2 separate regions of the Homo sapiens genome follow, and region 2 is linked to region 1. The links are chromatin loops, found by intact Hi-C in ENCODE. Cell type or tissue: PC-3. All regions are shown on one strand. Links, peaks and the distances in the headings refer to the core of each region. The heading gives the core; the rest is flanking DNA.

Region 1 (5,390 bases), core at 155-5,154:
AGATTTGAGTGGGGACACAGCCAAACTATATCAGAATCTATAAACCCCCCTTATAAAACTATGAGACTTATTCACTATCAAGAGAACAGCACAGGAAAGACCCGCCCCCCATGATTCGATTACCTCCCACCAGTTCTCTCTCAAAACACATGGGAATTGTGGGAGCTACAATTCAAGATGAGATTTGGATGGAGACACAGCCAAACCATTTCACCTTATTTATCTTTTTTGATCTTTGTTGGCTTAAAGTCCATTTTGTCTGAAATTAAAATAGCAACCCCTGCTTTTTTCTGTTTTCTGTTTGCTTGGTAGATTTTTCTTCAGCCCTTATTTTGAGCATACAGATGGCATTCGAGATGGGTCTCTTGAAGAGACCCTACCATTGGGTCTTGCTTCTTTATCCAACTTGCCATAATGTGCCTTTTAAGTGGGGCATTTAGCCCATTTGCTTTCAAGGTTCATATTAATATATGTGGATTTCACCCTGTCATCATGCTATTAATTGATTAGAAAGCAGGCTTGTTTGTGCATTGCTTTATAGTGTCACTGGTCTGTGTGCTTAAGTGTGCTTTTGTAGTGGCTGGCGATGTTTTTTTCCTTTCCATATTTGGCATTCTTTTCAGGACCTCTTGTAAGGCAGGTCTGGTAGTAACAAATTCCCTTGGCATTTGCTTGTCTGAAAAGAATTTTATTTCTCTTTCACTTATGAAGCCTAGTTTGGCTGGATATGAAATTCTTGGTTGGAATTTTTTTTTCTTTAGAAATGCTACCTAAAGGTCCCTCATCTCTTCTCATTTGCAGAATTTCTGTGGAAAGGTCCACTGTTAGCCTTATGTGGTTCCCTTTGTAGATGACCTGCCCCTTCTCTCTAGCTGCCTTTCACATTTTTCTTTCATTTTGACCTTGGAGAATCTGATGATTATATATCTTGAGGATGGTGTGTAATATCTCGTGGGGGTTCTCTGTAATTCATGAATTTGAATGTTGGCCTCTCTAAGTGAGGTCGAGGAAGTTTTCATGGATGATATTCTGAAACATGTTTTCCAAGTTGATTGCTTTTTCCCTGTTTCTTTCAGGGATGCCAACGAGTTATAGATTTCATCTCTTGCCATAATCCCATATTTCTTGGAGGTTTTGTTTGTTCTTTTTTATTCATTTTTCTTTATTTTTGTCTGACTGAGTTATTTAGGAGAGGCAGTCTTTGAGCTCTGAGATTCTTTCCTCAGCTTGGAACTAGTGCAGTTGTTTGAAAGAAAAAAAGGAACTCTGGCTTTTTTGCTGGTTCTTTCTTGTGCTGGTTCTTTCTCATTTGTGTGGGCTGATGTTCCTTCAATCTTTGAAGTTTCTGTCCTTTTGATGGATATTTTCTTTTTTTCTTTGATGCCCTTGGGGGTTTGATTATGGTATAAGTTGGGTTTAGTTGACAGGCTTCAATATTAGTCTGCTCCTGGGTCTTGGAGGAGCCCCCCCGATTACTGCCTACATGCCTGTGCTTCTTTTTTTGGGTGTTTTGATCCGCAGGACTCCCTTAGGCAGGGCCACCATTGGCAGATATGCTGTATCCATGCCAGGTCAGCCCTAATCTGCTGTCTGTGTGCTTTCTGGGGAAACACAGGGTTACACCTGTCCACAGAGTTCAGGTGGAAGTGGGACCGCTGGGTTGGAAGTTCTAGCAGGTGTGGGCCATCTGGCTATGAGAGGTGGGGGTTGGTGGGGCTACCCTCCCTGTCATGCAGGTGTTTCCGGGGCAACAGGAACCTGTGCCGCTTTGCAAATTCAGGCAGAAATAGGACCACCAATCTAGAAGTTCTAGTGGACATGGCTTATCTGGGCTACCAGTGGCAAGGGTGGATGGGAATGCCTGCCCTGCTGTCTAGATGCTTCCTGGGAAAACAGGAGGCTGCACCCACTGTTTAAGTTCCCACAGAATTAGGAACACTGGGTCAGAAGCTCTGGCAGCTGTTGACAGCCTGAGTGCCAGTGGCCAGGGTGGGTGGGGTCACATGCTCTGTTCTCCTGGTGTTTTACTTGTTTTGCTTATAAAGGGAAATGTTCATTAAGATTCTACCTTTAGCTGGGTGTGGTGGCTCATGCCTGTAATCCCAGTACTTTGGGAGGCCAAGGCAGGAGGATCCCTTGAGCCTAGGAGTTTGAGATAAGCTTGGGCAACATGGCCAAATTCCTTCTCTACAAAAAATAGAAAAGGCATGGTGTACACCTGTAGTCCCAGCTACTTGAGAGGCTAAGATGGGAAGATCATCTGAGCCTGGGGAGGCTGAGGCTGCAGTGAGCTGTGATTGTGCCACTCCACTCCAGCCTGGGCAACACAGCAAGATCCTGTCTTAAAAAAAAAAAAAAGAAAAAAAAAGATTCTACCTTGAAGCTGTTTTCCTGGAATGCATCTAAATGGGAGAGTCCAGTTTGAACCAGTAGAGGGCAGAATAACATTTAGCATTCATCACTGGAATGTGTTTGCACATGAGGTGTATCAACAGTAAGGAAACAAAATAACTCTAGATATTCATGTGTCTTAGTAAGTACATTTGGTTAATTAACATAAGGCCATGTTATGTTCATCATTAATGAACCCAGCCAAGACTTTTTTTTTTAACCAACACTCAACTGCTTAAATGCCTTGCTCATCAAAGAGACACCAGAGAACAAAGCTAAGTTATAAAAAATAAGGATGGAAAAGCTTCCAAATATCCCTTAAAAAACAATTATATTGGAAGGTCTAATGGGGTCAGATTAGATAATAAATAACAATCTAGAACTAGTATTAGGCTAATATCACTGATTTTATGCTTACCTTTTAAAACTTTATTCTGTGTTATTTATTTATTCTAGATTCCCATAAATATATTTACCACTTAAACTGAAAGACCCATAGAAGACATTTTTAAAAATTATTTCCACACTAGTTTTTCCAATTGATAAGGTGATCAGTAACATAGATTTTTGATCCAACTACTGGGAACAATTTAAAACAATCTGTTCATCAATATTGAATAAGAAAAATAAACTATCATCTCAAATATTTTGATGAGATATTTGCAAAGAAATTATATTCAGTCATAATTTCTAAGACTTCAAATTAATGAGAAACAGATATGTGCAAATGAGATCAGGCATGTTTCTTTTTAAACAAGTGAAATTATAAACAAAAATATTCTTCTAAAAAATTAGGTAAAAGGCAGCAATGTCTACTTTCCCCTGAAATATTTAATATTGTGGTGAAATAATAACAATGTAAAACATTATGAAACAAGCAAGAGGAATTAAAGTTATAACATGAAGACAATTTGGTCATGTAGGGTAAAAATAAGGCTCCTTTTGTTCCCTCTTAATGAACATCACATCATAAATCTAGCCACTCTTGTATCCTCCTATTACCATAAATTGGTTTTTGAAGTTTCTGAACTTTCTATAAATGAAAACACATTTTAGTTTTTCTTTATATTTAGCTTTTTCACTCAATGTTATGTCTGTGAAATCATCCATACTGTTCATGTATGTTGAGTGTGTTGTTTTTTTCAAGTTTTATGAGCCATTTGGATAGTCTCTTTTGTGAAATTCCTGTTCCAATCTTTCTTTTTGGTAAGCACTTTCTCCTTTTCTTATTGATATTGATTTCTCTTTTTATTTTAGTTATTTTTATATATATCCTAGATACAACTACTTTGTTGGGTAAATGTATTGTAAATAACATCTTTCAGATTGAAGCTGATCTTTTTATTCACTTAAAGTTATTAATCTTAATGAAGACTAAGTTATCAAATTTTATTTGATGGTTACTTCACTTTTGTCCTATTTAAGGAAACACTGCTTACAGTAACCAAGTACATAAATATCATGTCATACAGATATGCTCTTATGTTTTCTTCTAGCATTTTTATATGTTTAGCTTTTGCATTTAGGTCTATGATGCATCTTTATTGTACATAGTGAGGTGGGAGTAACATGGATATTCAGTTGACACACAACATTTAAGAAAAACCTTCTAGGCTTATTGAATTGCAGTGACATATTAATTACAAATCAGGTGACCATAAATATGGCCTGTATTTTGGCTCTATGCTCTTCTACTGATCCACTTATTTTTTATCTTTGTCCCAGACAGACTAGCTTAGTATTACTCTTCTGGATTTGTTCTTTTCTTTAAAACTTGTCTAGCCTAGGTCTTTTGTACTCCAGTGTAAATTTCAGAATTTTCTTGTTAATTTCCATAGAAAAATCTGTTACAATTTTATTGAGATTTTTTGAGAAATCAACATCTTAACAATATTGAAACCTCCAATCCATTAACATTGTATATCCTGTCTTCTTCAATCTGTGAGAAGCTTATTCTTTGCCCTTTGAATGTTGGTCATATAGTGGTCATTGGCCAGGACATAAAGAAGCGGGCTGATGCCTATCCTTGTTTTTCTATAGCCTCATCTCTATAGACAACATTCTGTCCACAAGTGAAGAACAAAGCCAGAAGCAAACAGGTGGAATCCTCAGGAGAGTCTTTTTGTAATAAGGAGAAAGATCTCATATTTGATTTTTACTTCTGACAGGCTCTCTGGTCCCATCCCACCTATTCCCCTACCCTACCAGCTGTGAGACCAACAAGAGAGCTGGGCTACACCCAACTTCTGTCCCCTCATACTTGTGAGAATTCCAAACCCCGCAGACCCTGGTCTACTTGGGGGAACCCGATCACAGTCCCACCTCCTAACAGCATGAAGTTTCAAGCTATGCATACTACCTGACTCTTTCCCTTTAATCCCTGTAAAAAAAAAAAAAAAAAAAAAAAAAAAGAAAAGCAATAGCAGCAACAACAAAACCCAGTCTCTGGCAAAATCCAGATTCAGATCTAAAGAAAATATATTAAAAAAAATTTAAAAAAACATTGTTCCAGTGCATGTGAGTAGTAAAATTTCAAACTTCATTGGTAGGCAAATGGCACCATTGGATTGGTCTAAACATCCAATCATTGGTCAAGGGTTGATAATCTCTCCTAGGTGACCACAAAACACCTCCATATGGAGCAGATCCCTGAGAGAAGTTTTCTAATTATAACAGGAATAACTTGTTTCACAATTCCTTTATACAATCTCCTAGAGCAGTGGTTTCCACTTTGGCTTCACTTTGGAATTATCTGAAAAGTTTTAAAAACACTGATGCTGAAGCGCCTGCTTATTTTAGAATTAAAAGGAATTCTTAACAATTAAAAACAATTTTTGACAAGGGAAATGAAAAATTAGAAAATCACCAAAATTATTTTTGAGACTAGTATAAAACTGATTATAGAAGAGGGCTGAATTAGAACAAAACAAAAAAAAAGTTACTACAGATAGAAAATTATCTACGTATAGCTACAAGTAAAATATCAGAAAAATAATCTA
Region 2 (5,390 bases), core at 99-5,098, 83 kb after region 1:
ACTAACCAAGCAGAAAACTCTCATATAAAAAGTCCAGCAGAGCTATGAGTGGTTAGACAGGTTAACGCCAACCTACAGAGGAATGGAACAGAAAATACACATCAAAATCATTCAGGGATCAAGGGCAGCAAACTCTTGAAATGGTTAGAGAAATCATGGTGTGGCATATTTCTCTTAGGCAAGCAGGGTCATTTCTGAGTTGGTCCTTCTCAGTAACCCAAATGAATGAATGCTCTTTTAAAGTGCCCATTAACTGAGGTGCATTTTTCTGGCTGTTTTTATAAAGTGCATGCCATAACAGGTACTTGTTTGGACAAAGATAAACATCGCTTTGTGTTCACATGCAAGTATGGCTTGTCACTTGGCACTTTGTGAATTACTTCTCAAAAAGAAGTCCTACTTTCAGCAGTTCTTGAGGAAACAGACAAGGGATCTCCCTACAGCCACTGATTTTAGGAGGTAGGGATTAAAAGTGTCAGGAACAGAGCATCTATTTTTGCTCATGTTTTAATTGGAAGTATAGTTACCACTCAAGCCAACTGGAAGCAGAAAAGCCTTCAAGATAATACATTAGAAGAAAAGTTAAGAGGGACACTGAAGATCATAATCCAATTGAAGAAAGAACCATTGAGTCATAGGATATGAAAATTTGGATGGAACCTTTATTAAACTAGACGGGATAGTCTAATAGCTTCATTTAACCAATTCAGAAAAGTATAAAAACAAGTCTTCAGTGAGACCTCTTACCCTACAAGAAATACAAAATCTATAATAAAGATCAAGTAATAAAATAGGGCTTGCAGTTCCTAACCATTCACAGTGGACATGCTCCCAACACCTGCAATATACATACATTTTTACTTTCTGTGTTTAATGCTGTTTCTACAAATTCTGCCACGTGTATATGATCATCCGGCCATGCAGTAAAAAAGCATCACTCTAAAGTGGTATGGTCTATATTGGAAAGCAAGTGTTACTCCAGCACCTAAGTTTCTAAATACTTGAATATTTTTGCCTCCCACCAGAACTGACTATAAATATAATTATTAACCATCCCAGACAAACTATAAAGACTCAAATAAAAGTAGACTCAAAGGATAAACATATTGCATATTGAAGAATGCTACTAGAATGAATATGTCATCCTATAGTTTGGATTAATAGGGCTCAAACTATGAAATGTGTCATGTCATTTCAGAAAAAGCAAAAAAGTTTGAATGTAGAGAGAAAGGAGTAGGAGTTCATATAGCCACTAGACTCACATTTTTTACATGAACCATTGTAGGATATGCATTTTACATCATGACCTGGTACACAATACATACATAACTAAAACAAAACTTTTACAAAGCAAGACTTACCGCTATGTGCAATGCACTATGATATTTCTCTATTTCTATTTAACTTCTTAAGTAATGCTCATGGTGACCCACAAAACTGATTTCATGATACACTAATGAATCAGATCCACATTTTGAAAAACATTATACCAGAAGACTATCAAATCTTCTTGCCCATGGCATATTATTCATAAATCCCAGCATTCTTCCCAGCAAGTTCAGCTAAGCTTCAGAACCCATTTCAAACAAGCATTCCAGGCAGCGAGTATCAACTATAGTTGGGACACAGTCACCACCTAAGTTTTAAGAGGACAAAGTGCAGGGACAGAGTAGCTATTTTTATTATTTTGCACTGTTTGTACCCCCAGTGCTTGCAGAGCATCCAGAACAGAGCGGGCACTCAAATAACCACTAAGAGGTGAATCAGTAAACGACCACTAAGAAGATCAGAGGGTAAGCTTCGGTTTCTGAAGGCCCTCTGTAGCTCCTTGCACTCCATCTTTTGGCTACTTTGCTATCTTTAAATATAAAGCTTTCAAAATTCAATCACTTTGAGTACTGTATGTACCGTCCCTGCTCTCCAAACTCCACCTTTTAATAACAGTTACCTGTACTAGGCTACTTGATGGTGCCTCTGTTATTTTCAAAAACAATTAGTTTACACTTAAGGAATTACCAAAAAAGATTACAAATCATGATAGAGTCCCTTGATAACTGGAAAGAAGGACCTGCCAAAACATGGACTGGATATTAGTGCATGTATTTTCTTATTTCAACCCTTCAACAATCTATTTAGTTTCATATCATCAACCCATTTTACTGGTGGGAAACCAAACACTTGGAAAAAAGAAGTGAGGTCACACAATTAGTAAATGCTTGGCAGAGCCAGGATTTTAAACTAGGTATTTCATTGCTCTTTATTATACCTCAGCTGCTCTTAAAAATGGCATTTAAATTACAAAGAAACAATGACCAGAAGCCTCAAACCCATTTGAAGTGTGTGAATTGTTAACAAGTTATCGTGTTGGAAAAATAAAACCCTATAACTTAGTAATATACTTCATCACATAACTTTACTTTTTCTTTGCCAAATCTTTGTGAGTTATTCACTGCTGGGTATGTTTTTCTTGGCAGCTGTTAATCTTGGCTCCGACATAAGTTCTTACTGTAGAGTAATTCAGATACGTTAAGTCCTCTATTACACAGAGAAAAAACAAGACTCTCTCTCGTGTGTATGCGTGTGTGTGTGTGTGTGTGTGTGTTTATATTGCTCATGTCCAAGAGGAAATAAAAAATGGAAACAATATAAATTGGGGGTGTGTGCATCGGGCAGTTAAAAGACTTTGAAGGCAGAATCAACAATTTTGGCCTTTTGGCTCTCAGCAGAAGTAGTGTAAGGAAATGGAGCGGAAAAGAACAGTACGGGTCAGGTTTAACTCACATGCACCCCCACACAAGTGTACGCTGCTTGACGTAGTCACAAAACCTGCAATGTGTAATTTGCCCAATCATGACCATGAGTCACTGTAAAAGTTACTAAGAAGGTTGTTCAAAAAAAGCATATTTTTGTTATAACTTTAGTTCTCAACCAGGAACAATTTAGGGAACATTTGGCAATGTCTGGAGACATTTTTGGCTGACACTACTGGGTAAAAGACAGGGATGCTGCTAAACATCCCACAATGCACAGGACAGCCCCCCATAACAAGACATTATATGGGCAAAATGTCAGTAGTACCAAGGTTGAGAAACCCTGGTTTTCAGTGCAATAATATTTCGTGGACAACACAACTACTATACTCCAGCTGCCTCTCTGATCCTGTCTCCTCATCTGTAAAATAAAGATGATTATAGTGCCTCTTCATTGTGTTGTTGTGAGGATTGAGTCTGATTTATGTAAAGCATTTAAAACTACGCCTATGACATAAGTAGGTGCTAAATAAATGTCACTCTTATCACCACCAGCATCATCATCATCAAAGCTTACCACCATGCGGCATGACCCTTTATTAGGTGAATTCTCGGGGTGAAAGAGGATTCTGTGTTAAAATAAAGTTGGAAAATGGTAGGTTAAAATCAGACAAGTTTCTTTGTTGTGTAAATGCTTGGAATCTCTAATAAGCAAAAAATATAGGACATGGAGAATTTCACATTGATCTGACCAAAGAATCCTATGCAGAATCTTGCAGGACTGAACACTTTTAGGGAAAGGCCGGTGTGGTGAAAGGGCATATACTGAGACTCTATAAACAGGATTCAGCTCTTGAGTCTATCACTTATCTGCCATGAAGCTGGGTAAGGCCCTTGACTTTCCTTGGCCTCAGTGATCACCAACGCAAAAAAAAAAAAAAGCCCTTCCAGATCAGAAAGTCTCAGCTTCTCTGATGCTCCTGGTTGTAGCATATCACTGCAGACCTCAAAGACATGCACTGTCAGATGTCAAGGACACCAGGGTCAAGCAAAATGAAGAGCTATGACAATTCCCAGGATAATTATGCTCCCCAAATTCCTGTTACTAAGGAAGCTCAAATATCCAATGTGGGAAATCAAGAGGAACATGATATAAAAACTAGCCTTATCTGTTGTGTTTTTGCAAATGCAGTCTAACTTTTTAAACAGAAAGCAAAACTAGCAAAGAACAATATGGTGCAATTTTTTAAAAATCTCAACTACCTAAAGTGTAGACCAGTATTATCTCCTCAATTATCTTTTAGGTGCTAAATAAAATCAGCACAGAATACGGCAAGAAAGGATTGCTACCTCAAGGAACTAAAACTCTATTTGGGGAGGAAAATGCACATATATCAGACATCCCGTGAGTGCTGACAGTTTAAACAAAGACCAATGGGAGCAGAGTCATCTCAGTTATTGCCATTTTTGATAAGTCAAATGCACAACAGCAAAATACAAAATAAAATTTAAAAATGAAATATAAACATTTATCTTTTCGTTTGGGTTTCCAAGTAAGTGTTTTATACCACCTTATTGTTCAGCCATCATTGACAGGGGCCAGGAAGGTATTTAAACTGCAGGGTATGTGTACTATTTGTCATTCACTATACTCTTCCTCCCTGAGTGCACTGGTAAAAGTTTGGCCTGAATCCTCCATGCATGACAGAGATGTACTTTTCTGGGATACAAAGTGAAATGAGTATGCCTCGTATTGTCCAGGGCACGATTTCTTCATATTACAACCTTAAGATATTTTAAATTGTATAACTGGAATCTTTTACTCTGGAAGAATAGCCAGTGTACATATAGGTTATCCTTTCTTTTAATCCATTAAAGTCCATACCCATTTCATGACTCTGCATGGCATCTGTAATCTTGGGGTCAGGGAGGGAGAAACCAAGGTGTATGCTAAGACTCTTCTGTCCTCAGCAACCCTCTTAACCCAGGTACTGCTTAGATTGAACAGGCCGTGGTAACTGATAAGCAACATCTGCTCATTTCCTCATTGTTCACTCTCATACATGACTATGCATAAACTAGTGTCATTTTCTAGAATTCCATAGGTTCCACTAACTCTATTTCTGATGACAAACTTGTTTGTCTTTTTTTCTTTCGAAACCTTATGTTTCAGATGAATTTAAATGTAGTCCCTGTTTTTCATTTCCAGACACAAAAAGAGACAATGGCTTCCTCTTTTCAAACTGCTTTAGAATATTCTTTTGTTCAGAATCTCTTTCAAAATGTTGAGGTTTGGTTGTCTTTGGTGGTGTCCCAGAATGATGGTTTACATCATCCCGCTCTCAACCTCTCCCCCCATGCACAAGCTTTGCTTTCCTAGAATATAACCACTCTGCTCTGGTGAGCCTCAAAAGAAAAATTCTGATTTTAAAAATCTAAAGCTTTAATTACTTTTACTATTTAAAAGCCATTTTCCATTATAAAATTTATCATATAAATTTGTCTAGTTTTGTCTTTAACCTTTTTGCTTTGACCTTTGAACATACCCTGTTATCAATGTTTTTGCTATTAAAGCTCCTTTTGTTTCTTTGCATTTTAATCACTGTTTTGTTTCATTTGCAAACTGACTCCGTTCACTGC

The links. Hi-C counts contacts between places; a loop is a spot of excess contacts. Peaks named below come from ENCODE experiments on the same cell type or tissue, not always from the same donor. Only the 100,000 strongest peaks of a DNase experiment are listed, where the experiment ranks them.
Region 2: a loop joins it to region 1, with 2.0 times the contacts of the local background. A loop is called at or near these places in 7 of 110 quality-filtered maps.

Annotation. Positions count from the first base shown.
Region 1 is chr9:21,463,683-21,469,072 of GRCh38, forward strand. All of the region lies in intron 2 of MIR31HG (MIR31 host gene), which reads right to left. Among named protein-coding and RNA genes, the nearest start is that of IFNE, 16 kb to the right of the region's middle. RefSeq lists a silencer at 2,431-2,510. In PC-3, for the core only: a CTCF peak has its summit at 2,429 (motif pointing right); a DNase peak (open chromatin) is centred at 2,439.
Region 2 is chr9:21,546,854-21,552,243 of GRCh38, forward strand. All of the region lies in intron 1 of MIR31HG (MIR31 host gene), which reads right to left. Among named protein-coding and RNA genes, the nearest start is that of MIR31HG, 10 kb to the right of the region's middle. In PC-3, for the core only: no CTCF peak of the experiment used is centred there; DNase peaks (open chromatin) are centred at 2,648 and 2,768; H3K4me3 peaks cover 3,828 bases; H3K27ac peaks cover 5,000 bases.